Regions from separate parts of the Homo sapiens genome. Here region 2 is linked to region 1. The links are chromatin contacts, found by Hi-C in ENCODE. All regions are on one chromosome and are shown on one strand. Each heading gives the region's core, a stretch centred on a gene start or an enhancer-like site at or near the end of the contact. The rest is flanking DNA. Distances are from core to core; before and after follow the strand shown.

Region 1 (4,638 bases), core at 560-3,059:
AAAGACTCGTTTTCCTATGCTGCAAAGCCATCTCCAAGAAAATGCTACCTCCATGCCCCACTGAATGGCAACAAGGGTCATCAATATTTTGCAAAGGGCAAATAGAGAATGGCAAGAAAGAGACACACAGTGCCAGGCGGAGAGGTTGTTGAATGTTGCATGGGTGGGGTGAGGAGCCTGTCACAATCATGTGCCCCGCAAGAAAGATTCCCTTCTTTGTTTCATTCAGCTGTCGCTGAGAATCAAAGAATGCATTAGTAATTGCTATTGTTTGTAGCATTTCTTGTGGTTCATAGCCAGATGACCATCCTTTACTGAAAAGCTTATTGTGTGGGGATTGCTCAGCACCCTTTCAAGATATCTAGTGTTGGTTTGCGGGGCAAGAGGGGAGTGCATATTTTATGCAAAAAAAAAAAAAAAAGATTTTGTGCTACCACATTCCTCAATTATTCTAATATTTTCCCCAATAGAAATATTTCCTCATAATGCAAACACACTATTCCGAGAAGCAGAATACTTTTCTGGATCTAAGTTGTCTGATGGTTTCTCTGGGTGATGTGCTGCATGGCAATTGCTTTCCCATGAAGCCACAGAATTCCCAATTTCCAACAGGAGCCCAAATCTAATCCAAAACTCTATTTCACATCTGACAACTATTAGGTTTTCTGATAGCCTTGAGTAAGCAATGACATGTGCTTCTTTCTAGAAAAAGGGCATGACCCTCTGTCCACTTAAGACGAAGCTGAGGGAGGCCAAGGCGGCCAGATCACGAGGTCAGGAGATCGGGACCATCCTGGCTAACATGGTGAAACCCCGTTTCTACTAAAAAAAATACAAACAATTAGCTGGGCATGGTGGCAGGCGTCTGTTGGGACACTACTCGGGAGGCTGAGGCAGGAGAATGGCGTGAACCCGGGAGGCAGAACTTGGAGTGAGCCGAGATCACGCCACTGCACTCCAGCCTGGGCAAGAGAGCGAGACTCTGTCTCAAAAAAAAAAAAAAAAAAAAAAAGACAAAGCTGAGAATCTGGTTTGTTCTTAATGAAACCAATAGAAAGTCGGTCACTTAAGTTTTCAATTTATAGTGCTTTCTTAGCCATAACAGAATGAGAAACATGTTTTGATCATGTCTAGTGGCCTGTACGCTGAAACAAGGATGCACGCAAAGTCTCTGGGTCAATATTATGTTGCCTGTAGAGTGGAGGTTGCCCTCAAACTCAAATTTCTCACTGCATTCCAACATTATGGAAATGGCATGGCTAATCATTTCAAAAGATCTGAAAATACTAATACATTTTCAAACATAGAAATTGTCCATTTAAAAAAAAACATGCCCATTATCCAGCCTTTCAATATGATTAAATTCATTTGTTACATTTATTTGATTTGTTTGGGGCCAAAATAGCCGGCTGGCAAGTGCATATCACCAGTACAAACCTTAAGTTATGAATATGACTGAAAGGTCCCAAGTTAATTCTAGTTAAGGGCATGAGCCTTTCAGAAGGGGGATCCTGATGGGCCGGAAGTGGAGCCAACTCTCTCGCCTCCTGTGCCTGCTTACATTCCTGGTTTGGAGCAAGTTATTAGATTCCATGGGACCTAGTGGTCTCCGGGTGCTGTGGAGATTGTGTCGGATGCCAGGCCACGAAGACTTAGCAACCAGCGAAGTTTCTGTGGTTTCCTGGCAGCAGAAGTTGACTGTGAAGTGTGAGTTTGCTTGGATGACAGGGCACCCGGCTCCGTGGTGACCGGCTTCTGGGTTGGCTTCTCAGTGCAAACTGAAGTTTGAGTCAGAAAAGGCTGTTGTTTAAATTGGAGTGTCTTTTATGCCAAACCAACATGGATGCTCCTTTGTTCTCAAAAGGGAAGTGACGCCAGCTGGCCAGTCTGAGGCTAAGTATTTGCACAAAGGCTGACCAGATGACACACACTCCTTGCCCATTGTGGTTCCCACCGCAGGGAATGTCCATGGCAAACTCTCTGGAATGATCCTCTAGGACTGCCACTCTTGTGAATAGTTGGTGGCATTCTTCCAAGTGGTCATAAGGTGATAGACACATTTTTCTGATCATCACATTGTCCATTGCAGGAAACAACAGTTGCACCATTTTTGTAAATGGTAGCTAATGAAGCAACACAAAGTTCTGATAAAATAAGAACAGAGGTAACAAAGCAACAGACTGCCCTCTTAATGGCGCCACCAAAATGTGCTGTAAGATTGAATTTGCACCATAACCATTGAAAAATAGGAAGTACAAAACCAGAGATATTTTTCCTTCCCGCTGATTGCCTGGTCATGAGACAGACTGGAACAGTGCTTGGCTATAAATTTGTTAGCAGCTGAAATGCTCGGGGGCCCCATGCACCGGAGTTCTGCTCCTCCACACTGCTTCTGCAGAATTAGGAGAAAGCATTGCATTTTACTATCTTTTAAAATTATGAATATTGGAAACTTTGCTGAATTCTTTTATCAGTTCTAGGAGCTTTCTGGAGGAGTCTGTAGGTTTTTCAAGGTAAACGATCATATCGTCAGCAAACAGTGACAGTTTGACTTCCTCTTTACCAATTTGGATGCCCTTTATTTCTTTAAGAACTAGAAGTAGAACTACCATTTGATCCAGCAATCCCACTACTGGGTATCTACCCAGAGGGAAAAAAGTCACTATTAGAAAAAGATACTTGCACAAGCATGTTTATAGCAGCACAATTCACAATTTATGTTTATGTTTATAGCACAATTTATATTTATTTTATAGCACAATTTATATTTATGTTTATAGCAGCACAATTCACAATTGCAAAATTGTGGAACCAACCCAAATGCCCATCAATCAATGAGTGGATAAAGAAATTGTTGTATATATATATATATATATATATACACTATGGAATATTACTCAGCCATAAAAAGGAATGAATTAACACCATTTGCAGTGACCTGGATGAGACTGGAGACTAATATTCTAAGTAAAGTAACTCAGGAATGGAAAACCAAGCATCATATGTTCTCACTGATACATGGGAGCTAAGCTATGAGAATGCAAAGGCATAAGAATGATACAGTGGACTCTGGGAGCTTAGGGGGAAGAGTGGGAGGGGTCAGGGATAAGAGAATACATGTTGGGTGCAGTGTATACTGCTCGGGTGATGTGTGCATCAGATTCTCACAAATCACCACTAAAGAACGTACTCATGTAACCAAATACCACCTGTACCCCATAACTTATTGAAAAATAAAATATTAATAATAAAATTTAAATAAATAAATAAAATTGTGCATATTGGAAAAGAACTGGGATCATGCAGCCTTTATTGGGAACTTCTGAAACCTTATCTCTGCACTTTGGAGGTCGTTGCACATTCGATAGTGATGGAGAACACGTCGGGGACTTCCCGGAATGCAATGATTATGTATTTTAGTGGATCTTAAACTGGTTTCCCAATATTCAATCATAATCTTTGGCAGCCTGAGTGGCAGAAACATTTGCTTTCTATGGGGTCCTGATTTTTAGCTAATATTTTGGGAACACTCTTAGTGTGTATTAATCGTCCTCTTCTTTGGCCATAGCTCATGAGGTCAACAGTATAAGGGATGAGAGTGAAGATCCCTGTTACTCATCCATTCTGTATTGCGCTGCTCGGACCTCCACAGGAGAAGTTAGGGCACGAAATCCAAGTGGCAGCTCATTATTGGCATGCAATGTAAAATACAAATTCCAGGATGCTCAGACTTCCAGGACATCTGAGATATAGCCTTTGGAAAATAAGAAATGGGCTTGCGATCATAGTTAGTTATTACTACTGGGGGCCGTGGGGCCTGATTTGGGGTCTTTATCATCTACTAGCTGAGCGACCTTGGGTAAATTGCTTAACCTTTCCATGGTTCTTCAAATGGAATAATAATAATATCAACTCTGACTGTTACATGGTTCGATGTAATGGATGAAGGTTGAAGGAGACAAGGCACCTGTATACCTGGTCTAAGCCACAGCTAAGCACGGTGTCTCTGCACAGTAAATCCTCCCGAGCTGTCTGGTGATCAGTGTTGCCTTTTGTGTTGCTTATCCACACCGCAAAACGCTCCCACGTGCGTTTCCTGCCTGCCTCACAATTACCCCACAAGACGGGTGCACTGCATCTCACAGAGGAGGAAGCAGAGCCAAGAGACAGGCCTGGTGCACGTGAGGGCCGCAGCCCCTGCTGCTGTGAGCACGCCCTCTGCACCCACTGAATATTCCCCAAGCATCGCTGACGCTCGGCCAGGCGCCGGCCTTCGTTCCTAGGCTGTCATCTCTGGACAAGGCAGACGCAGGCCCTGCCTTCGTGGAGTTTAGATGAGCAGCAGGGGGGCGACATCATCGGGGAAACAAATCACTGCACGGGTGATTCTGGGATGGTAACTGCTAGGAAGAGAATCCAGTCCAGGCAGGGGCCGGAGAGGGCTGGGTCCCGTGGCTCTGACTGAGGAGGTGACGCTTGAGGTAGGCGCTGATGAGAGCCCCGCTGTGAAGGCCAGAGGGGCAGTGCTGCAGGCGGGGCTCACCGTGCAGAGTCCGTGACTGTCATCTTTCCACTCCTAAGTTTTGGCTTAGGGATTGTGAACTAGATGCTCCAGCTTTCAATTTGTCAACTGGTTTA
Region 2 (4,638 bases), core at 1,469-3,968, 97 kb after region 1:
GAGGTTGTGCCACTGCACTCCAGGCTAGGCAACAGAGCAAGACTCCATCTCAAAAAAAAAAAAAAAATGCTGCATCAAAATTCAAAGTTTTGATGCCTCCTTCAGAAGTTTACTTTCTAAAAAGAATCATTGTTTTCCTTGAAATAACTATCTTCCAGCACACCTGTAAAGTGTATTGATAGCTGCTGGTTACCACACAAGTTGCACAGAGTAAGCAAACTCAGCAACTGCCTGTGTTGACTTACTTCCCCAAAGCCAGGTTGGGAAATAGGGCAGCCCACTGCATATTCAGACCCCCAGCTTGAACATATGTTTGGAAAAAAGGAAGGGAAAGTTTCCCCAGCGTTTGGTGTTTTGGGTTCCTCAGGTTCCAGCCTGGGGCCGGCTGATTGCTCCCCACCTCCTCCGTGGCGCAAGGCGAGGCCTCTTTCCTTGTGCGCCCAGCCGCCCGTCTCCCATCCCAAGGTCAGGCCTGGAGTTCCATAGAGAATTCAGAAGCTTTCTCCATCTGTAATGCACTCAGGGCCCAGAAATCACTCTGGTCAGTTAGCGTTTCCAAGCTCATTCCCAGCTGCATCAGCGTGTCCATCGAAGGACAGAGTGGGAAGCGGCTCCCTGTGCAGAGAGGGAGGGCAGGAGACTTCCTGGGGGACGACACCTGTAAGAGATAAAGCGGAGGATCAGGCAAGGAAAGCCTCAAAGTGCGGTGCAGATCCGACCAAGTCTCGGCCAACCCAGTGAGGGGCCCTGGAGCTAGATGCCCATTGGAGGAATCCAGGGATGAGCTGGGACATCCAGGTCCCCAGACCTCGTGGCTCCACTGAGCTCCATCTGACAGGGGCAGCCCAGGAAGAGTGTGGCTGTGGCCTAGAGCTTAGAGCTGAGCAGGTTGTGGAGGTGCCAGCAGCTTTTTGAAGGATGATGTGGCCATCCCAGGGGTGCAGGTCCACAGCCACCACAGCCAAGACATTTTTGGGGGTGTGTGCGTGTGTTTTGTTTTGCTGCTTTTTAAGTTTCTTTCTAAAAAGGAACCATCTTCTCCCCTCCTTGCCTTTGGCCATTAATGGGAGCCAATGCAACCCAGGTGTCCCTCCTCAGCCACATCCAGCCAGTGCCACTTCTGCTTCAAAGTACGGACAGAATCAAAGTACGTTGAAAATTAGGCTCAGGGCCGGGTGTGGTGGCTCATGCCTGTAATCCCAGCACTTTGGGAGGCCAAGGCAGGCACATTGCCTGAGTTCAAGAGTTCAAGACCAGCCTGGCCAACATGGCAAAACCTTGTCTATATTAAAAATACAAAAAATTAGCCAGGCATGGTGGCAGGTGCCTGTAATCCCAGCTACTCAGGAGGCTGAGGCAAGAAAATTGCTTGAACCCGGGAGGGAGAGGTTGCAGTGAACCGAGATTGCGCCGCCGCACTCCAGCCTGGGCGACGGAGTGAGACTGTCTCAACAAAAAAAGAAAGAAAGAAAGAAAATTAAGCTCAACTCCTAACTGCATCCAGGGAGGGAATCCTAGCTCAGCCTCAGAGGGGATGGGCTCCTCCCCAGTGCAGAGAAGCCCCTACATCAGCCCAGACCGTAGAAAGGAGAAGACAGCAGGAATTCTGGGAATCTTTCTTAGTGTGCAAAAGGGGCCACCTCCATGCAATTCAGGCATGGGGGCCAGGGCAGGTCCACAAAGCCTTGGCCACCTGTGAAGACCAGAAGCCCTGGCCTCGCTGGGGCCACTGAGTCAGGCTCATGGTCCTCGCCCCATTCCCCTCCAGCAGCCCTGTGGCTCCACCTCCAGCCTCCCATCGTTGAGACACAAGGACAGGGATCCACGCCATGAATCAGCTCGAGGGCTTCTTGGCTGCACAGGCCGAACCCTCAGGTCTGAACATCCCTAAAAATAAGGGCTGGTGTCAAGAGGTGGCAGAGAGAAACCCTGACACGGACACAGAAGGGAAAAGCACAGCCCAGGAGCCCCTTTCACATCAAAGCTTCTTTTTCTGGGGATGCCGAGGAACAGAGTACAGGCAAACGGTGCCCTTCACCTTCAGAAATACCCCGATATGCCTACTTTCCAGTTGAGATGACACAGCAGGAAACTTGAAAACTTAGTTTCTTCTGGTTGGAAGGCTCCTCCCGGCCACATGCCCACCGTCCAGTTCCCGCTCCCTCAGTGCCAGGCAGTCCAGAGGCTCCAGGGGTTCGGCTTGGACATAACCGGAGCTCCTCCGACTCCCCAGGCAAGCACTCTGTCATTGTCTTCCAGACTGTTCTCACAGATGCCCCGCAAAAGAGCACAAAAGCAGCCGCCAGAGGCCTGGAGCCCCGCCAAGAGGACAGGGCCCCCGGGACAGAGGGACAGAGGGGGGCTGTGCCCAGGTGGCCCTGAGGCTGCCCAGGACTCACTGGCTCCTGCTGCTCCATCCACACAGCAGACAGAGAAGCTTCCAGTCGGCAAAGGGCTGGGAACGCTGCAGCGCCGGCGCTCGGAATATTTGGATTTTCTGAATGTTAACACACTGGAAGCTCCTAAGGCAGCCAAGAGGCTATGAGCTCAAAAGCTTTGTGAGAGCTTTTCTCGGAGAGCTCGTTAATGTGGTCATTTAATGGCATAGTCTTGAATCCGAATCCTTAACTGGAGCTTTAAATAGGACTGATAAGTGCTCCATAGGCTTTGGGGAAGCGGATCAGGCCCATGTGCCCTCCTTGTCCAGGGGCACTGTTTGCAAAGACCACATGTGGGGCCAGGGCACAGGGGGAGGAGACCCACAGGCCAGGGCTGGGCAATGCGGATCTTGGCATTAAAAGCACAGGCCGGGTAGGATGGCTCCGTGTCCAGAGAGCGGCTTAGTGGAGTGGTAAGAGGCACATTCCGATTGCCTCGCTCCCTGGAGCTGCCTCCAGCACTACCATTAACTTGGATAAATCCCATAAATTCACCCGACCATGAGCACAAGTGCTGCTCAACCCACCCAGCCACCCCACCCGCAGGCCAAAAATACGAGGCAGCACTTGCCTAGTGACTCACATCCTCTGCCTGGGCCCCGCCCCTCCTGCCTATAGTCCTGCTTCGTGCGACCTTCAGGGAATATATAGAGTTGGGGGAGATTTCTCAGGATATTTTTGGGAGACAGCTGTTTGTGATTCAACTTGACAGTTATGGGTGGCTATGGCCAAAAGGGGGCTGGGCGCGGAAACTAGAGCTGGGGAACGTGGGCAGGGAACCGGTGGACGTGGAATTCCCAGTATAATGTTGCCTTATATACACTTACTAAGCGCATGGATGGGTGAATGAATAAGTGAAGGATTGACTTCTCTATCTGCCTTAGAGGGTGGAGTTGAGGTCAACCAAATCCTACTCAGAAATTTCAGACACGAAATATCAGATCCTAAATGAAGAATTCCTCTTCTGCAGTGTTCACGGCATGGCACGTGGTGGCCGCCACAGAATGATTCTCCCCTGTAATCGGTTTCATCCCCAAACCTTGGTGAGATGTAAACCTGCTCCTCCAGGCCTTGACTTCCGCAGTTGGGCCAAAATGTGTTTCCTGAGACTGTGTCCCCACTCGATCCTGAAATGTTCACTGCTTTCATGGGGGGAAATGAAGGAGGGGGATCTTGTTCAAACAAGATTGGGAAACACTATACACTACATTTCCCTCTTGGATTTTACAACATTCATTAACACTGAAGACGGAAAAGTCCTGCAATAAAGAAACCTGGTTTGTTTTTTTTATTTAACCCAACATGTTCCAAATTTACTTGTCCAAGAAGAACACATTTTTGCAAAGTCTCGGTGTGGTAGAGAGAACGATGCCCCCTCCTCCACCAAAGACGTCCACGTCCTAATCCCCAGAACCTGTGAATACCTTACCTGGCAAAAGGAATTTTGTCAGTGTGATTCTGTGAAGGATTTGGGGATGGAGGGATTGTCCTGGATGATTCAGGTGGGCCTAATCTACTCACAAGGATCTTTAAGAGAGAGGCAAGAAGATTAAAGTCAAAAATGACAGGACGATGACTACAGGACAAGTTTTGAAGAGGAAGAGGCCACAAGTCAAAGAATGTGGGTGGCCTCTAGAAGCTGGAAAAATCAGGGAAATGGATTCTCCTGTGGCATCTCTGCAAGGAACACAGCCCTGCTGACACCTTGATTTTAGGACCTATTTCAGAGTTCTGACCTCCAGAATTCTAAGAGAACCCATTTGTGTTGGTTTGAGCTACTAAGTTTGTGGCAATTTGTTACGGCAGCCATAGGAAATACGTATTGATTACTAGAATTTGGGAAGTGAGGACACCCCTGCTTAATGATCACACACTGTAAATATGTGTCCCCAGCAGCCCATCTGCTTCTCAGCTTCAGGCCCTCCTGGAGTTTGTGTTTGTGGATATGGTAAAAAGCTGTTGAAGGATCGCATCCTTGAATAAATCAGTGTCTGTTATTACCTGTTTTTCTCAAAGCTGGTCCCATAGAGCTGGGACTAACGGGCTGAGCTTCTGTTTTCATGGCTGGCCCAACACAAAACTGTGAAAAGTCTCCTCTGAGGGGACACAGCTGGGAAGAGCACATGCCAATGTTCTGCCCAGGAGTGATGAGTCTCTAAGAGTTAAGGGCCCTGCTGTGAACATCCTGACCTTCTCAAAG

What was found. Hi-C counts contacts between places; a loop is a spot of excess contacts on that map. Pooled maps may share reads with other maps.
Region 2: a map of dorsolateral prefrontal cortex shows a loop between it and region 1 (4-fold over the local background). The contact joins the promoter of DKFZp451B082 here to the enhancer-like site in region 1. A Hi-C loop is called at or near these places in 2 of 168 maps with a recorded cell type or tissue (both dorsolateral prefrontal cortex) and 4 of 50 pooled maps.

Annotation. Positions count from the first base shown.
Region 1 is chr6:163,248,027-163,252,664 of GRCh38, forward strand. All of the region lies in intron 4 of PACRG (parkin coregulated), which reads left to right. Among named protein-coding and RNA genes, the nearest start is that of PACRG-AS3, 58 kb to the left of the region's middle. Within about 2 kb of position 1,810, at least 3 of the 41 ENCODE cell types and tissues checked have a DNase peak (open chromatin) inside an H3K27ac peak, as active enhancers do; they include dorsolateral prefrontal cortex, where a contact is called at or near this core.
Region 2 is chr6:163,344,315-163,348,952 of GRCh38, forward strand. DKFZp451B082 (a long non-coding RNA gene) reads right to left here and starts at 2,719. Exons shown (of 4, transcript NR_033862.1): 1 at 2,065-2,719; 2 at 401-658.